Linked DNA regions of Homo sapiens: region 2 is linked to region 1. A link is a loop called in an ENCODE intact Hi-C map of the cell type or tissue named here. Cell type or tissue: Panc1. All regions are shown on one strand. Each heading gives the region's core, and the rest is flanking DNA. Links, peaks and the distances in the headings are about the cores only.

What was found. Peaks named below come from ENCODE experiments on the same cell type or tissue, not always from the same donor. Only the 100,000 strongest peaks of a DNase experiment are listed, where the experiment ranks them.
Region 2: a loop joins it to region 1, with 10 times the contacts of the local background. A loop is called at or near these places in 32 of 110 quality-filtered maps.

What each region holds. Positions count from the first base shown.
Region 1 is chr4:4,475,727-4,484,997 of GRCh38, reverse strand. The region is part of intron 1 of STX18 (syntaxin 18); the gene reads left to right. It overlaps STX18-IT1 (STX18 intronic transcript 1), which reads left to right and starts at 3,298. Exons shown (of 4, transcript NR_126434.1): 1 at 3,298-3,393; 2 at 6,024-6,331; 3 at 7,001-7,114; 4 at 8,854-8,877. In Panc1, for the core only: CTCF peaks have their summits at 4,037 and 4,237 (motif pointing left); no DNase peak of the experiment used is centred there.
Region 2 is chr4:4,980,387-4,989,657 of GRCh38, reverse strand. It overlaps LOC101928306 (a long non-coding RNA gene), which reads right to left. Exons shown (of 3, transcript NR_125893.1): 3 at 987-1,176. Among named protein-coding and RNA genes, the nearest start is that of CYTL1, 34 kb to the left of the region's middle. In Panc1, for the core only: CTCF peaks have their summits at 3,465 and 3,664 (motif pointing left); no DNase peak of the experiment used is centred there.

The DNA.
Region 1 (9,271 bases), core at 492-8,491:
ACGCAAAGCAGTGCGAAGTTGGGTCGGATCCTTGGGTTGGAACTTCTTGTTCTGTTCTCCCTCCTCCCTTCCTCTTTTCTTTATTACCTCCGTCCTTAATGTGCCTGGCCCATGCTGGGTCTTACATATTTGTCAAGTGAACAAATGAAAGAAAGTTTTCCAAGCACACAGAAAAGAAAGTAGTCATTATTAACCGGCAGGGATTCAGAAGCCTGAGCCATGTCTTTCCAGCCTATTGTGTAGTTTTGGATTGGGTTGTTAGGCAGGTAGGGGAGGAGAATATTTGTTTTTAGACGGCAGTAGTTAGCAAAGCCTCTCCGTGATGTTTTTGTGGAGGAAATGTTTTTAAAATAGACCCTTAGGGTGTTCGTGACTAGTTGAGCTGGCTGTCTACAGGGAGGGGTCTCCGGTTCTTTGTTACTTTTTATATCCCATTTTCATCTCATTTTTTGAATGATGATTTTTCATTATAGATGTCTTTAATGGCATAATGATCAGAATTGCAAATGACAGGAGGCCAGGAAAAATGTGCATATAATGAAGACCTAGTTTATCAGCAGCACTCATGGAAAAAGTCATTTTAGTCGATGTAAATTCAGCTCGACTCAGTGACATGAAGGTGAGCATGCCCTTAAGTGGCATTACTAGAAGCCCAGAGTCTGGAACAAGGGAAGCAATGGTTCTGTTTTCCTCTGCACTTTCTGCTGACACAGAGAGTATTGATTCTATTCTGGAAACTGTATTTTATTTGGGAGGCCCATGAACTATTTTCAGAGGTAGTAAGTATGGCCAGAAGCCGCAGATGTATTTCATATAAAAAATTCCTGAGAGGAAGGGGCCGGGCACGGTGGCTCACACCTGTAATCCCAGCACTTTGGGAGGCCAAGGCGGGCGGATCACGAGGTCAGGAGATCAAGACCATCCTGGCTAACATGGTGAAACCCCATCTCTACTAAAAATACAAAAAAATTAGCTGGGCATGGTGGCACGCACCTGTAGTCCCAGCTACTCGGGAGGCTGAGGCAGGAGAATCACTTGAACCTGGGAGGTGGAGGTTGCAGTGAGCTGAGATCATGCCACTGCACTCCAGCCTGGGCAACAGGAGCGACACTCTGTCTCAAAAAGGAAAAAAAAAATTCCTGAGAGGATTGGGAATGATTAGCTTGGAGAAGAGAGAAGACTCAGGTGGAGTAGATCACAGTAGCTGACCTCGATTCAGAGTAAGAAAGAACTTTTTACTGTCTGAGGTGAAATGGATGGCCAGGGAGAGGCAGTGGGTGCCCTATCATGCTGCTCTTTTGGCAAAGCAGGTGTCTTCTAGATCCTTGCTAGTCTTAACCATCCAAGCAGGGAGGTAGTCACTGCTCTGTGTGTCATCTAGCCTGTTCTAGGCAAATAGTAAGGTCAGGTAAACCGGGAGTGGACAGAGCTTCAGAAATAGTGGGAATGTGTTCAGTAATGCCAAATAATTGTAGTTTGGGGAACTAGAAGAATGGGAATGAAGATGTTTAATTAGATTGAAGTTAGTAAGTTGGGGCTGGAAGGAGTGAGGAGGAAGAGTTGAGTGCATAATAAACATTTGTTTTTTTCTATGGGTGTAAGAGTCCTAGAAGTCTTTTAAAATGGAAGTTGCATTGAGTTTAATGGGAATCTTAAGCATTATAAGGTGCCACTCAACTTTTGAAATTAAATCATGAGTTCTTTGTGTCATCAACACTAAGATTCTAGGTTTTTGTTTTTTTTAATTTCTGGGTTTCTTTAAAGATGATAGGGGCTTAATATTAGAAAGGAAGCTATACGTTCCAGGTTGTTAGAAAGTTAGTTGCTAATATGAGAAATTAGACTGCTAAATCCACCTACCTAGTGTTAACCACCCATGCCCCCCTGTTAACCAGCCTCATTGTCTGTTACTTGAGACTCTCTGCAGTAAGAAGGTTGGATCTAGAAAAGTCAGTCTCCTCTTTTGTGCACATGTTTTCTCTCCTTCTGTCTCTAAAAAGACATATGCTGAATTCTGGAAGCCGCAGTCCCGTAAGATTAGTATTGGTTCTTAGCAATAGGTTATTTAGCTATTGATTATACTTTTCCTAGGTTAAGATGGCCTTATTTATTTTTTCTGGTAAGATTTCCAGACTGATGGAATAAAGAACTTGATATATTCAGCTAACATTTATCACTTACAGCTTGCCTCAAGGAAGGTGGAAAGTGAACCCAGAATACTATATTTTAAAGCCTCCTTGGGCCTGCAATTTTGAGTAGAAGTTGAGTGATGGGAATGAAGACATTCTGGGCAGAGAGAAGCAGGTGCCAGAGTGCAGGGCAGAGAAGAGGAGGCTTGCTTAAGGAAAGGCTCTGTGGTCTGGCACGCAGGTGGTTGCAGGAAGTGCAGGAACAGAAGCTGGTAGATGGAGCTGGCTCCTTTAGCCAGTGTTTAACAAGGTGAGTGGATGGGACTGACTGACCAATTTCATTTGTAGGGTGAAAAAGAGAGAAGAGTGTAAAATGGCCAAGGTGTTCTAACTTGGAATCTAGAAAGGATGAAGACTTTCTCTTTGGGGCCGTCAGAACAGGAGGGACTAGGAGTAAGCCAGAGGGTGTGAGTGGCTGCATGAGGATACCGTTGGGACATATTGCTTTTGAGGCGTCAGTGGGACACACAGTGGCAGTATCTAAAAAGCATTTGGATACACTCAGCTTGAACACAGGAGGGAGGCAGCGGCTGGGTGGACAATTCATGTAGACAGTAAATAAAGCTATGGATTGGAATGAGTGAGCTTAGCAAGAACATGTAAAGAAAGAGCCAAGGGCTGAACTTACAAGAAGTTTCAGAGATTAACAAAGGCAGAGAGGGAATGAATGAAGGTGAAGAAAAGGAGTTATAGGTTTTAGAAAAGAACCTAGAGACAGTGGTGTTCTGGAACCCGAGGGAGGCTAGTGCTTCAGGAGGGGACAAGGAAGGAGGAGGCAGGAGCAGGGAGGAGAGCCATCCGAGTTTGGTGAGGCCTGGTGAAGAGTGTCCCCCTCAGTAGGAATTGGGGGAAAGTGACAGGAGTTGCTTACTCAACAACTGCTGAAAGAAAAGAAGAAAGCGAGAAAGGAACAGTTCCTTTATGTATTCCCTCAACAAACTCGCTGCTGTGGTCCTGAGCACAGTGGAATGTCTGTGGCTGTGCTAGCCTCTTTTGTGGGTGATTGGTCACTGGGGAGCTTCTTTTGCACAGGGATAGGACTCAGACAGTCCCCACTGTGACATCAGCAGGTCAACATGCTCCAGAGGTGTGTTAGTTCTGAACTTTTAGCTCTGACTTAGTAATTGCTATTGATGCATTTTTCAATTAAGAGTGAAAGGAGTTAGACTCGGAATTTAGTCAGTGGGCTCCAAATTAAACTTGGGTACATGATCCTTGTGAAAAATCACTTTAACTTGTCAGTAGTTGGCAAACATACAGCAGTGGTTTTTCTGGCTGTGCCTTTGGCTGCATACTAACTGAACAGCAAGCTGTGTCCACTGATTGAATGAAAAAAAAATAATGATTTTGTGTTACAGGGACCTTTTTACAATATGCCAGAGGGACCTACTGGAGTCTCTTTAATCTTGAACAATGCTTGTTTCTTGCAGAGGCAAATTATGCAAATCAGTACTTAGTGTTCCATAATCAATCAGGTCTTTGTTGGAAGTGTTGTGAGTGCCAGCAGAACAGAATTTCTATCATCCTGGGAAGGGTGAGGGGGTTTGCAAGTCAAACCACTGCTGTGATCAGCAAAGGACACTTGCCGACTGCTTTGAACTCTCCCCACAGTCAGAATGCGGTCGCTCTTTGAGAAGAATCCCATCATTTTGTACCAGGGTTTTTGTTGTACAGTATATCGTGCTTTGGGTAATTCACAAAACACCCACGAAGGAACAGCTAGCAAGGCTGTTCTGTGGGTGACACATAAAAACAAAGCTGGGCCTGCCGCCTGGGATGGCAGCTGGCAGCCATGCTCCCAGAGCTCCCTTTGTGTGGAATCTGCCTAGAGTGCAGTGTTTCAGAATATTCCTGGACTCAACTCATCTGTAGTGCATATGTATGCTTAAAAACAATCTCATTTCAGCTTCCTCCTGCACAGAATGGTGAACCTTTATTAATCCTTTGATTCCAGATCAAAAGAATCAGAGAAATTTTTAAAGTCCTTGGGAAAAAACTGCTGTTTTTGAGAGGTCCTGTTATTACTGCTGCTCTAATACTTGTGTTGCCATCTAGTGGATAATGGGAAGTATGTGGCTGCCTTAGTATGTTTGGAGTTTATTGTACCCTATTACTGATTCTTGAAGGGGATAGAAAATCAATTCAAAAAGTTTTTTAAAAAAAGAAAATCCCATGTGGAGCATTAAATAGTTATTGAGGAGCCACTTTGGGCTAGGCAGACGCCTCAGCAGCTTATGTCAGGGAGACATGAAAACAATTCAAAACTCAGAAGATGGTGACATCTCTGCAAGGGATGTATTTGCAAGATGGATCCTTAACCTGGCCTCGAGTTAGCAGGGAAGCCTTTAGGAGGTGTGACACCTGAGCAGAGCCTCACGCATAGGAGTGAGTCAGAAGACAGGATTGGGAAGCAGGGAGGGCTTTGCGTCTGGAGACAGCAGCAGAGCGTAGGGCACTGGCGGGCCTTGGGCATGAGGATGTGGGCTTATCCTGGGTTAAAGGGGAAGGTAATGTACAGTTTTAGTCAAGGAAGTATGTGGGAAGATTCACCCTTTTTGATTGTTTAATAACATGTTTTATCTGATTATAAGGATTTTACGTAGTAACTGTAGAAAAATTTTAAAGTGCAAAAAGTATGAAGAAGAAAGCAGTCTCCAAATCTTACCACCTACAATCATTGATACCTTGCCGAGCAGTCTTTTAGATTCCCCTCTATGTATGTATACAGCTCTAGGTGTGCATTTCCTATGTTTCACGCATATGGGTCACACCATACATGCTTTGGGCAACCTCTGTTTTGTCTCAGTTTTTCCCCACTAGGTAATATGCTTATGGGACTTTCATCCATGTTAGTAGTTCCTGGTGTTGAGTCCATGTCAACTGTGTAGATCCACTGATAGGACCAGCTCTCACAGGAGACCTGTTTGCCTATTGGGATGCTGTGTTGTTTTGTTTGGTGTTTCCTAGTAAAACCTTTATGTGTATAAGAGCAGATAATGTAAGAGAGTCTTTTTTTCCCCCTGTCAAATGCATCTCATGTAGGGACCATACTGCTGTTTTATAATGAATTTGGTTTTATGGTAGATGGGTTTTATGGAGAATTTCAATGTCTTGATGATCTAGGAAATTAGCGTCATTAAAATATAGCTAGTTAAAAAGTAAACTTGATTTATCTTTGGAGAAAGAATGGGATGAGTCAGATGAATGCCTGTAGTTTTAGAATGGAGTTTAAATAACTTGTTTGGTTAAGTATTAGCCTAATGAAGGAGCCAGAGCCTGGCTGATCCTGGATTGTGGCTGTTAGTTCTGTGCTGGCCCATAGCTATAGACAGTGCCTTTCACCTGAACAAGTTAGATCTCACTATGTCCCTTCTACAGGTCTGGTAAATGCGACCTGCAGTGACTTAATTGTACTCAGATGGGACAGCAGAGTCATCTTTGTGGGTAGACTTGCAGAAGCTAAAAGCACACAGGCACTCGGTTTGAGACATACCAAACAAAAATTTATTTTTGTATTTATTTCAAACCATTTATACAGGATGTGTTAGTTTACTGTCTTCTCATCTGCAAAAGGGTAATAATGATACCTACCCTAAGGGATTGTTAGGAGAAGCAAATCGGATGCATAGCATTTAGATTGGTGCCTGCCGTATAGTATGTAGTACTCAATAAAAATTGACTATTAACTTGTGCCACTACTATTTTTTAAAAATAGTTTTTACCCAATTCCCTTTTGTAGTGAAGCCCACGGAGATTAAGCAACTTGCTCAAAATTTCAGCTGGCAAAGGTTAAAAGTTGAGTGGAGCTTGTAAAATATATCCCTTTCTTCCCAGTCCAGTGGAACTACCTGAAAGAAAAATACAGGAGTCAGCAAGAAAAAGCCAAGTGGAGAACCTGACTTTAGAGTTATGGCCCAATACGAGTGGGGCATGGGCCAGAATATACCCTCTCTGCTGGCTGGTCGATCTGAAAAGAGGAGAGGACAGGGCAGCATGCTCTCCCTTCTCAAAATCTGAACACAGCTCTCTCCTCTTCCCTCTAAGAAGAGTGAGTAAAGGTTGGGAGATAGGCCAGGAAGACTGGTCCAGCTGAAGTCCCTCCACATGATGCATGGCAGTGGGGAATAAGGAATCCCTTCACAGTAAGTGGCAAAGCAGGGAGTAGAACCCAGGCACCTTGGCCAACTCCCTGGATTTCATGCCCATCTTTCTTTTGTCCACCCTGATTCATCCAGGCCCCCCACAGAGTCTTTTCCTCTGCCCTCTACCCTATTCTAAGCTAAAAACTGAATATAGATGAACTCAAACGGGAGAATGAACAATCCTGGATGTTGCTTTCGTTACTTGTTTAAACCATGTTTTCAGGTGGCTTGATGATAGATACTCAAAATGCACTGGTCACCGTTGTACTGCCAGTCTTTCTGACCATTCTTTTTCCTTGCTGTATTTGTGAACCTTCTTCTCAATACCCCTATGGGCTTGCCAATCCAAAGCCCCCCATGTCGTAAAACACAAGGAACAGTAGTAGCCAACTTCAGAGGAGACAAATGTCAATCAGTGAAAACGTTTTTGTTTTTTTTTTTTGCCGATCTTTCTGTATCCAGTGTAGTTAATTTGTTAAAAAATCAACATATACAAATACTCTCACAAATACTCTCATGAAGCTCAGTTTCTTTCTATGAAGAAAAATTCAGACCTAACTAAGCTAAACATAACATGAACACCGTGAGTCATACAGATCTGTGATCAATGCCAATTCTTCCGTTTATTAGCCTTGTGACCTTGCTTAGGTTTGTTTCCATGTTTACTAGGTGGGGCAGGAGGAGGTAATGTCTAATTCGTACGATCGTTATGGAGGGGTGGAAACCACAGAGCACACGTCAAGCAGTTTATGCACTACCTGGCACACACGTGGCGGGTGCTCTGTAAGTAGCGATCACGATTGGGTGAAATCAAGCATGTACTGCATGTTGAATAGAGATGTAGTACAAAAAGAAAAGAGCAGGTTGATGTTGATATTGCCCACGTGGAGGCTTTTTCTCAGTTCCCAGGTGCTTCCTTGCAAATATAGCACTGGAAAACTGTAGTTGTGACTTGCCAGGATTCTGTGTAAATTTGGCAGTTAAGAACTCAAGACTGGTACTTAGACTGGCTGGATTGGATCCAGGCTTCAACCCACATGTCCCTGAGGAAATTCCTTATCCTCTCTCTGACTCGGTTTTCTCATCCATGGGGCAGCCATGATGCTGTCACTGCTCCTGGGCATTGCTGGGAGAAGTGGGTGAGTAGCACACACAGAGCTCTTTTGGACTTCCGCCTGACTGGGAGTGAGGTCCCAGTGAAAGTTTTGTTGTTGTTTTTTGGTGGCATTGATCCTGTTACATGGAATTTAAGCAAAGATTGCAAGTACTTAGAAATAAAGTAGCCAGAGATTGTTGGGATTTAGTTGTTACTAAGTAAGGGTTGTTCCTAGTTTGGTAGCAGAAAATCTCTACCTCAAAATGACTAAAAATGTTAAAAGAAGAAAGTACTACATGAGTTTGTTTTGTTTCGTTTTGTTTTGTTTTGAGACCGAGTCTCGCTCTGTCACCAGGCTGGAGTGCAGTGGCGCGATCTCGGCTCACTACAACCTCCACCTCCAGGGTTCAAGTGATTCTCCTGCCTCAGCCTCCCGAGTAGCTGGGATTACAGGCATGTGCGTCACCGGCTAGTTTTTTTGTTTTGTTTTGTTTTGTTGTTTTGGTTTTTTGGTTTTTTTTAATTGTATTTTTAATAGAGACGGGGTTTCGCCATGTTGGCCAGTCTGGTCTTGAACTCCTGACCTCAGGTGACCCGCCCGCCTCAGCCTCCCAAAGTGCTGGGATTACAGGCTTAAGCCACTGCCCAAGCCCCGAGATTTTTTAAAATAACATGTTATTATGGAAAATTTCAAATATATACTAAAGTGGAATAGCACAAGGAACCCCCCATATAAGCATGTACTCACCTTCAGCCTTGAGCAACTCAGGACTCATCCTGTTGCATCTGTTACCTCCCCCTGTCTTATTGTGAAGCAAATCCTGGGCATTGTATAATTTTACTTGTAAGTTGTTCCGTGTATAAAATATAAGGATTCTAAAAACAGAAAGATAAATGAAAACATAATCCTAGTACATAATATCATTATTACACCTAACTGAAATTTATTATTCCTTAATATCACTAAATATTAAGTAGGAGATTCTTTAGTGAAATAACAATATACAGTGGACATTAAAACGACTTTAACATCAAATGAAACTAAAAAACACCAACATATTTATTAATTTAACAGTACTGAGGGAGCCCATGCTAGTTCCCCGTAATGGTTAAGGGTTCTAGTTCCAGCTCAGTCAGTCTTGAGCTTTGGTTTCTTTCCACTAAGAATATCTGTTTCCACAGGTTATCAGAGTTAAGTGAAATAACTCATTTACAGTAACTAGTATAGAGGAGACATTAAATAAATATTACATTCCTTTCCTTTTTCTTTTATCTACAGTTCAATTCTTGTTTTAAACTACACTTTATGTTAGAAATACAGAATTCTCTATTCTTTGTCCATACCCTTCCTCTCTGATGGAGACATATTTAATATGGCGGTGTAATCAAACCGTAGCTCACTGATGAAAACTCTTTTCCATGATAGACCATCAGTCTGATGGAAGACTGTTCACTTGTGAGGACAGATGATCTTGTGAAGCTGTTAGGTTGCCCAGTCTTAGTAGATTTTACATGGTGATGCTGCACCTTCTGAACACACCTCAAGTAAGAGGCATTCTCTTGATGTATATACTTATTCCTACTTTATCATATTAAGTGACTCTTCCAAAATTAGCACTGCATGTGGAAACATTTAAAGTCCAAAACATAGGCCGGATATGGTGGCTTATGCCTGTAGTCCCAGCACTTTGGGAGGCCAAGGGGGGAGGATCACTTGAGCCCAGGAATTTGAGACCAGCCTGGGCAACATAGCAAGACCCCATATCTACAAAAAAGAAAAAAGAAAAATCCAAAGCATACAACTACTTAACCTCTCTAAAAATGTGAAAATGTAATGAGCACGT
Region 2 (9,271 bases), core at 582-8,581, 500 kb before region 1:
ACACCGTGGCATAATCCTCTCACCGCCACTGTCATACTAGATCCTTCCTGCTCACCCAGGCCCCACCTCTTTTGGCTTCACAAGATGGGTGCATGGTAGGGGGTGTGGGATACAGAGGGTGAAGGAGACGCAGTCTTTACCCTTAGTGCTTACAGGATCGTTGGAGACTTGAGACAGCCATCCAAAACCAATCCCAATGCACAGTGCATCATGCAGGGCCTCAGTTTCCTTTTCTGTAAAATGGGCATGACACCACTGATTTGACGGCAAGGTTAGGAGGCTTCGATGAGATAACACCATTGGGAAAAAACTTGGTCTTGATAACAAGGATTGCTCCTGTCTTGCTGAGACAGCAAAAGAAAGAAGGAATTATGGGAGTAAGGACTAGAGACGGAAGGTGAGAAAAGACGGAGCGAGGAGGAATCAGGAATGGAAGCAGAGAAGCACAAGGACAGCTGAGAGAAGAGCACAAGGTAGGGTGCCCATGGCTGGGCTTTTACTGCGCACTCAGTGTGTACCAGGCCTCGGGCTGGGTGCTTTACGTGCATAAAGCCATTCAATTTCCAACAGGGAGAGTGGAGGCGATTATTTCTACTTTACAGAGGAACCCTCTACTGCGTGACATGGGCATGGACCACAACCCAAAGGTTGTTGTGACAGAGCTCTCAACCCAACCTGGGGACCTGGAGGGATCACCGTGGGACAAAAAGGCAATCAAATTCCCAGCTCCTGGAACAGGCCCGTTCCTTCTTAAGATCTCTGTTCTTCCAGGACCATCTCTGTGCCCAGTAACACAGACTCGGTAGAAAGCAGGGAGGGACCGTAGTAAATGCAAATGTTTTTGTTTTACACAATACCTGTTCTTATAGAAATAGAGAAGACCACAGATGAGCTGGGAGAAAAGGAAAACCTCCTGAATCCCAATCCTTAGACACTGATGCATACATTTCCAATATTTATACCAAATGGGATCATAATGCATCTTGTATTTTGCAAGTTCTTTTTGAACTTTATTATAATGGACAGCTTTCCACATCATTAATATTCTTGTACAGCACTGAAATGACAAGCACTGTTCAGCCGTTGTAGAATGTTGTCTAACAATTTCCCAATTCAGCAGGCCTCCTTCACCCACTTTTGCCTTCCTTATGTCAGTTATCCACGATCAACTGAGCTCTGGAAGTAGATGAGTACAGTACAATAAGATATTTTGAAAGAGAAAGAGACCATATTCACATAACTTTTATTATAATAGATTGTTATAATTGTTATTACAGTAGATTGTTGTAATAACAGTAGATTGTTATAATTGTTCTTATATTACAGTAGATTGTTATGATTGTTCTATTTTATTATTAATGTTGTCAATCTCTTATCGTGCCTGCCTAATTTATAAATTAAACCTTATCATAGTTATGAGCGTATAGGAAAAGACATAGCGCATTTAGGGTTTGATTCTATCTGAGGTTTCAGGCATCTGCAGGTCTTGGAACATATCCCCTGCAGATAAGGGGATAAGTTGATAATTGTGATAATTATCACAATTTAGAAAGTGGCTTTGGATACCCTCATAACTAAGGTTCACATCGTCATTTGCAGTAAAAAGATAACATCACACAGCACTCAGTACCAGATAGGAAAGACAGAAGGGGTTTGTGGGCAGAGAAGGGAAGAGTGGCGAGCAGAGGGGCTGGTGGAATTTGCTTCCAGGTGGTAGAAGATGCGGAAATTCCCTGCTTGTTAAAACAAGAGAGGACATGGAGGGCTCTGATCTCAAGGGCACGGGCACGGGCGGAGCCCAGCTAGCCCGGGGCTTGTCGGCTGTAGGTTCCCTCTATCATGCGGGGCCAGGGAGGCCCCTGGATGCTTCTGCTTCCCCCAGTCCAGCGCCAACTCCACTGAGCCTGGCCAGCTTCTCTGTGTAGGCCCGACCCCAGCTGGGCTGTAGGGCCTTGAGGACAAGGACCACATTGGAATCATTTCTCTATTGCCCAAGTGCCTTACGTAGGGCTGGGCACAGAGTCACTGACAGTGAATGATCACGTGAGACAATGAATGAGTGAGTGATTCTTGCAGAATTTAGAGAGGGCTCAGTCAGGTGCACAAGCAGAAGTAACAGGAGGCTATTTTCCAACCCTGTCATTAGAGAGTCAGAGGAATTGATGAGACATTGACTTGATTCCTTCTCAGCTACTGGTTTATTCTGCATGTCCAGCAAATTACTGAACCTCTCTGCCATACAGTTTCCTTGTGGGTAAACTGGGGACGATAGGAGGTGGTGCTGGTGCTGATGAAGATAAGACGGGTGGCATTTTACTGTATGTGATTATACCCAAAATGAAAAAGGGAGGGTGAAAGCTCTGAGCCAGGCACCTGGCATCAACAGGATATCGATTGTTAGAAAATCTGTGCACTCTTAAGGGGACCCGGGATTTATTTTAATCAAATATAAGACTCAAGGAAGTGACTATCATGAATGAAAAAGTGTTTCTCTCACGGATCCCTGGAAATGACAGGCACAGCACTCCGTGCAAGTCACCAGGGTCAGTCAGGAGGCAGAAGGGGCAGAAACACGTGGGCAAGAGCCTTTGCTGTGGTTTCCATGGGAAGGAATGGGCAAGGCAGCGTCACTACCCTGGGTTGCCTAGGGGCATAGAGGGGAACAGTGGTTCTGACTGAGAGCTCAATAGAGGAGGTGGTTGGGGTGTGGGATCTGGACTGGTTGGTTTACATCTGAAAGTCACACTCACAGGAGTGGTTTCCAATCTATAGAAATTGGCTAGCCCTGGGAAGGGGCAGTCTCTCTAAGGTCTGCAAGGTCTCAGACATGAAAGCATCAGAATACAGAAAATAAAAGACACGGTTTGGCCGGGCGTGGTGGCTCACGCCTGTAACCCCAGCACTTTGGGAGGCCGAGGCGGGCGGATCACGAGGTCAGGAGATCGAGACCATCCTGGCTAACACGGTGAAACCCGTCTCTATTAAAAAATACAAAAAATTAGCCGGGCGTGGTGGCGGGCGCCTGTAGTCCCAGCTACTCGGGAGGCTGAGGCAGGAGAATGGCATGAACCCAGGAGGTGGAGCTTGCAGTGAGCCGAGATTGCGCCACTGCACTCCAGCCTGGGCGACAGAGTGAGACTCCATCTCAGAAAAAAAAAAAAAAAAAAAAAAAGACATGGTTTATATACTACGAGGCCCAATGCAATAGCAGGGCTCTGAGATCAGCTGAATTCAAATCCCAGTTTCATTGCTTTTGTGTTGGTGGTTTTTCATTTTTTAATTTTCATTTTTTGAAATAAGGTCTCACTCTGTCACCCAGGATGGGGTGCAGTGGTGTGATCACAGCTCACTGCAGCCTCAACTTCCCAGGCTCAAGCAATCCTCCCACCTCAGCCTCTCATGTAGCTCGTGCGTGCCATCATGCTTGCCTAATTTTTTCAATTTTTGTAGAGATGGGGTTCTCACTTTGTTGCCCAGGCTGATCTTGAACTCCTGGACCCAAGCAATCCTCCCATCTCAGTCTCCCAAAGTGCTGGGATTACAGGCATGAACCACCATGCCCAGGCTTGTTATGTGGCTTTTAGCAAGTCACTAAGCCATTCTGAGTCCCTGTGCCATCAGCTGTAAAATAAGGACTACAGCAGCTACCTCTAGTGGTGTGTCAAGAGTGGCCAGCCAGGCCTCTGCCTGGGACATGGCTCATAAGGGCAGGAAAACATCACTGGCAAAAATCAGAAATCCAGCTCCAGTTAGTGCAGGTCTCCACTCACGATAGCTTACAGAGTTGGCCAAAGGGGAGCTTGAACCCTGGTCCTGCCAGTGTGGACACTGCCTGGAGTGGAAATTAAACCACACTATTCTCTGGATGACCCGCCTCAGCCATAGATTTCTGTGCCAAGCTCCGCGAGCTGTATCCACTTGGCTCCAGCCATCAATAGGGAATGTGAAGCTGCAAATCACAGCCAGCCGAGATTCAGAAACAGAATGAGGTATTATGTAGGGCTGTTGACCCCAGATGAGGGCTTTATTTTATTATCATCTACATTTTAGACTCTTTAATATGCCTCCCAAGATGCTGTCTGGTTTGGAAAATCACCTATAATAAATGCACATAATAAATCTCTTATTTTGAGCATAGAGAGGCATGCAATTTTTATTAATAAAAATAAGTTCCTCTCTGCACCCCAGCAAATAAGTGTTCCACAAGTATTTAAAGACAATCTGTTGAAAGGATGCCAACTAGCCCACCTCCCAGAGCAACTAGCCAGTCTCAGTTGGGCCTCCCCTGCTCACAGGGTGAAATGAAAGGGTGTTCTAGAAGGTGCCGTCATCTGCTCCCTTCCCTGTCATCTTGTGGGTCCCAGCCATTCCCAACCCTGGGCAAATCCATCCACTCACACTGTCCCTGGAGAAATCACACAAGGTCATAGGACCTCCTTCTTCTCCCTTGTCCTGAACTAGACCCTCCCCATCCTGCCATCCCTGGGGTTCCTGGCCTCCTGTCTCACTCCCTCCTTCATCAGACACTCTGCAAATCTCCACCCTAGGAGAAGAAGAGGAAAAGACCCTGTGTGTCCATCACAGGGAAGATGGAGGGGATGCAATGCCCTGGCGTATAAGTGACAGATTTCACCACCACTTCACAGCAACATGATGGATCTTAAGACCTCACACAAGGCTGAGAAGGAAGAAAGAAAGAAGGAAGGAAGGAGAAGGAAGAAAGGACAGGAGGAAAGAAAGAAGAAAGGGAGAAATTGAGATATAGGACCCAACACGTCCTACAAAAATATATATATCCATACAAATAGCAGCACATATTTTATAATTGAAAAGTACACGTCAAAACTGTAGAACGGTTGACTATGGGACGAACGGAGCTGGGATATGGGGCTAAGAGGGAAGAAATCAGAGAAAATAAAGGCTTTCTCCTACTAGATGGGGATGAGGTCAGGAAATAAGAATATGATCACCACAACCCTCTGCATATGAGGCTCCATAAGAAAGAAAACATAAGGAAAAGCTAAGCACAGACACAGACACACACACACACACACACACACACACACACACAGGCAAATCCTACTGTAAAAATGACCTGTTTTTTGATTATTCCAATGAGCCATGCTTGCTGCATGCCAGGCTTTGGACATGCAATTCCCTCTGCATGAAATGCTGTTCCCTACACTTTCAGCCACTCAACTTTGCCCGTCCTTCAGCTGTCTCCATTTCCTGTCCTTCCCCCACCTGCCCCACCTGGGCCAGGTGGCCATACCTGTTGTATTAGTCAGCTCAGGCTGCTCTAACAGAACACTACAGACCAGGCAGCTTAAAGAACAGGAGTTTCTTTTCTCACAGTTCGGCAGGCTGGAAGTCCAGGATAAAGGTGCAACAGGGTTGGTTCCTGGTAAGGCCTCTCTACCTGGCTTGTAGACAGCCACCTTCTTGCTGTGTCCTCACACAGTCTTTCCTGTGTGGATGCTCGAGGGGAGAGGGCTCTGGTGTCTCTTCCCCTCCTTATGAGGACACCAACTGTACTAGATTGGGGCCCCACTCTGATGGTCTCATTTCACCTTAATCACCTCCCTAAAGGCCCTATCTCCAATGACAATCACACTCTGAAGTATGGGGTTTCAGGGCTTCCACATGTGAATGTGGGTGAGGGGGACACAGTTTAGCCCCCAACACCCCTCCTGCCCGTGTTCGCTTTCCTTCAACAGTTTCTCACGCACCTGCGCGTATCCGAGGCTATCCTCTGAGCACACCCATGTCAGGACTCACGCACCTTCCATGGTCATCCTCGCCTGCTCAAACACACCTTTGCCCCCTCCTCCTTGCCGCAAAACTCACAGACCCGCATGATGTTTCAGTGGGCAAATGCAAAGGTCCCTCTCAGCCCACGTCCCTGGGACTTCCCCATGAGAGCCTGCCTTGCCTGGTCCTTGGGCTCTGCCCTCTCCTCTCCTTTCTCTGCTTTTCACCCCAGCAGTGGCTTCTTGCTGCTTCCACATGCCAGCCCGGCTCCCCTGGACCCACTCCCATTCCTCTCTGCATGGTTCCTGGGGGGTCTCTCCACACCATGACCCCCTCTTACGTGGTTCACTGGCCATGTGGATGCCACAGGCCCCTCCAGCTCTGTACAGCATGAATGAATTCATCTCTTTCCCCCACAAGCCTATTCTCTGTCTGGCCCCACCACTGGTGACACTGGAGACCTGGGCATCCTCTGTGACTCCTCCGTCAATCCCTCCATTGGACCAACCACCAAATGCTGTCCTTCCATCCTGCTGCTTGTCTCAGCTCCCTGCAGGTTGGGGATTGCTTTGCTGTGCAGGGACACCAAGATGTGGGAAGCAGAGGCTGGACTCAAGAGTCCTGCCAGAGGCAGATTTCGAGACAAGCAAGTGAAGGCGGTTGGATAGATGGAGAGGAGGGTGTTCAACTGGTCTGCTCATGGCTCCATCCCCACCAAGAAACAGAGACTCTCAAACTGTTTAATACAAATACTTTAATACAAAGACTTTAATACAAAGACTACTCACCAAGTTGTGAACGAGGTTTGGGTAACCAGCAAGAGACAGTGTAGAACCCAGGGGCTAAGGGCAGGGGGTAGTGTCACTGCTCCTAGGCCCGATGGGGAGTGAGGGGGTGGTCTCTGGAACGGAGACAGAAACACAAGATGGGAGCAACGGGCCAGAGCAGTGGGGCTCTAGCAGACAGAAGCAGCCCGTCCTAAGCAACCTCATGTGTTCATGTATGTATGTATGTATGTATTATTATTATTATTATTATTATTAGACGGAGTTTTGCTCTTGTTGCCCAGGCTGGAGGGCAAAGATGTGATCTTGGCTCACCGCAACCTCCGCCTCCCGAGTTCAAGCGATTCTCCTGCCTCAGCCTCCCAGGTAGTTGGGATTACAGGCATGTGCCACCACGCCCAGCTAATTTTGTATTTTTAATAGAGATGGGGTTTCTCCATGTTGGTCAGGCTGGTCTCAAACTCCCGACCTCAGGTGATCCGTCCACCTTAGCCTCCCAAAGTGCTGGGATTACAGGCCTGAGCCACCACGCCTGGCCATATGAATATTATTTCGGTATGATAAGGCCAGCAGATTGGGAGAGGACTGACACTGAAAAGATCATTTGTCCCTTAGAGTTCCCAATAAGAAAGGGCCCACCATGCTATGAAGAGCCACTGGGGAAACACGTAGGTGGGTCAGGAGACAGGGAGGGGAGACACAGTAGGCAAGAACCTCCATTGAGGTTTTGATTGGAAGGAATGAAAGAGGCAGGGCAGGCAGGCTTAGGATTGCTGGTTTGAATAATTTTAGCTGATCTGGGGCTCAGAGTTGCTGCCCTGCATTGTCTGGTTTCCAGCCCTGGGATGATCAGGGCAGGTGGAGTGTGACAGCCCCATAGGGGAGGAGGTGGAGGGTGTGGGCTCTGGATCAGTTGGTTGGCGTTTGAAAAGCACACTCTTGAGCGAATTGTTGACCATTTCTAGATTGGCCAGCCCTGGGAGGGGCAGTCCCTCCAGGATTAGCAAGGCCTCAGACGTCAAAGAATCTGAATACAGAACACAAAAGACACGTGCATACACCACACAGAGAGGGAGTTAGGGGAACCAACACCCATTCCCACTCTTCTCCCGCCCTCAGATCTCCTGCTGATGTCGCCCCTTGGCCAAACCCAACAGGAATCTGGAGGGTGAGAAAGATGGCTGGGACAGTCAGGGAGGGGAGTGGCTCTGAAGAGGGACTGGACTCAGCAGCCACTAAACTAAGCTCCCGTGCAGACAAGAGTTCTTTATTCCTTTTGAAATCTTCCCAATACGTGCTGGTTGAATGGAGATGCAATCAGCCTGGGGAGATACAACACGGCTTGCAGAAGGAAACGCATCCTGAGCTGGGTTTTGAGGGATGAATAGGCATTTTCCAGGGAATGCTAGACACATAAATGGAAGAGCATAAGCAAAGGGATGGAGATTAACACAATATGTTTGGCAAGCTGCAAGCTTTGCAACAGTTCTGGATTGTGAAATTTCTGGGGAGGAGGCTGGCACAGAGCAGATTCCCTGGGAGTGTCTCTGCCCTCGGTCATTTCATTCTCCTCTATGGGCCTCTCTGCAAAGCAATGTGTTCATGTGTGTAAAGTGCTTCCAAGGGGGCTGGTACAGAGGGAAATACTTGGTAAATAGTGGTGATTATCATAATGATTATTAGCATGCCTAATAATATCACCTCCCCTACTTTCCCGGCCTCTGGGGTACCTCAAATTGGACACCATATTAGAAGTTCTTTGCAAAACAAAGGACCAACAGAACTCAAGGCAGAAGCAAGGCCACAGGGCTCAGGCAACCATCTCCTGTGGGTAATAGTCTGGTTTCAGGGCAGGTGAGCCAGCCCAGAAGTCAGGCCCAATGGCTCCGGCGCTCTGAGACAGGGACGATGGCTGGCCTGTTTGGGATTCCCTAGCCTCATCGATCAAATGATCCAGGGATGAGGGAGAATGCCAGGGTCTATTTCCCATCTGTGATCAGCCTTGACTCCAAGCCCATACTCCACACCCAGTTTTCTGGAAGAGGGAGAAATAGCCCTCGAGGGCCAAAGAATATAATACCCTTGGATGCCCCAGCTGTGTGAGACCGTCTGAGACGCCTTTATCACTGCACACAGCGGCTGCCAAAGTCAGACCTAACTCCTTCCCAGGAAATTCTTGGCTCTGCTTGTGAGCAGCCCGTCTGGTGGAATTAATTTCAGCCTATATGATGCTAACGCCATGAGAACAGAGACATATAAAACAGTCCTCCCAAGGCTTTGCGTGGCAATAAAGACTGAACCGTGCTTAATTTATGCACATTGCAAGGCTACCCTCTGCAGGAAGCATAAAGCCATCCCTTGTGGGGGCTGGAACAGTAAGGGGCTCCTCTTGACCCTGGGCCTCACGGAGGGAGCTCATTCCCTCTTCCCAGGCTCCTTCCATCTTTCTGCGTGGATTGTGGATTTCCAGACTTGGGCTCTGGCCTTTATCAGTGAGACAGCCATGGTGTAGGGGATCTGCAAGGGCTGTAGAACTGGAGGTGGAACTATGTACTTAGTTCCATGCAAACCACTGAGGAAGGGACACTCGGGAGGTGATCTGCATCCTGGAGTCATGGGGCTATCATCTGCTAATGCTAGAGAGAGATTTTGAGATCATCTAATTCAGACCCAGGTGAGTTCAGAGATTTAAAATGATGGAACCAAAGTCACACAACACACTCATGGAAGGATCT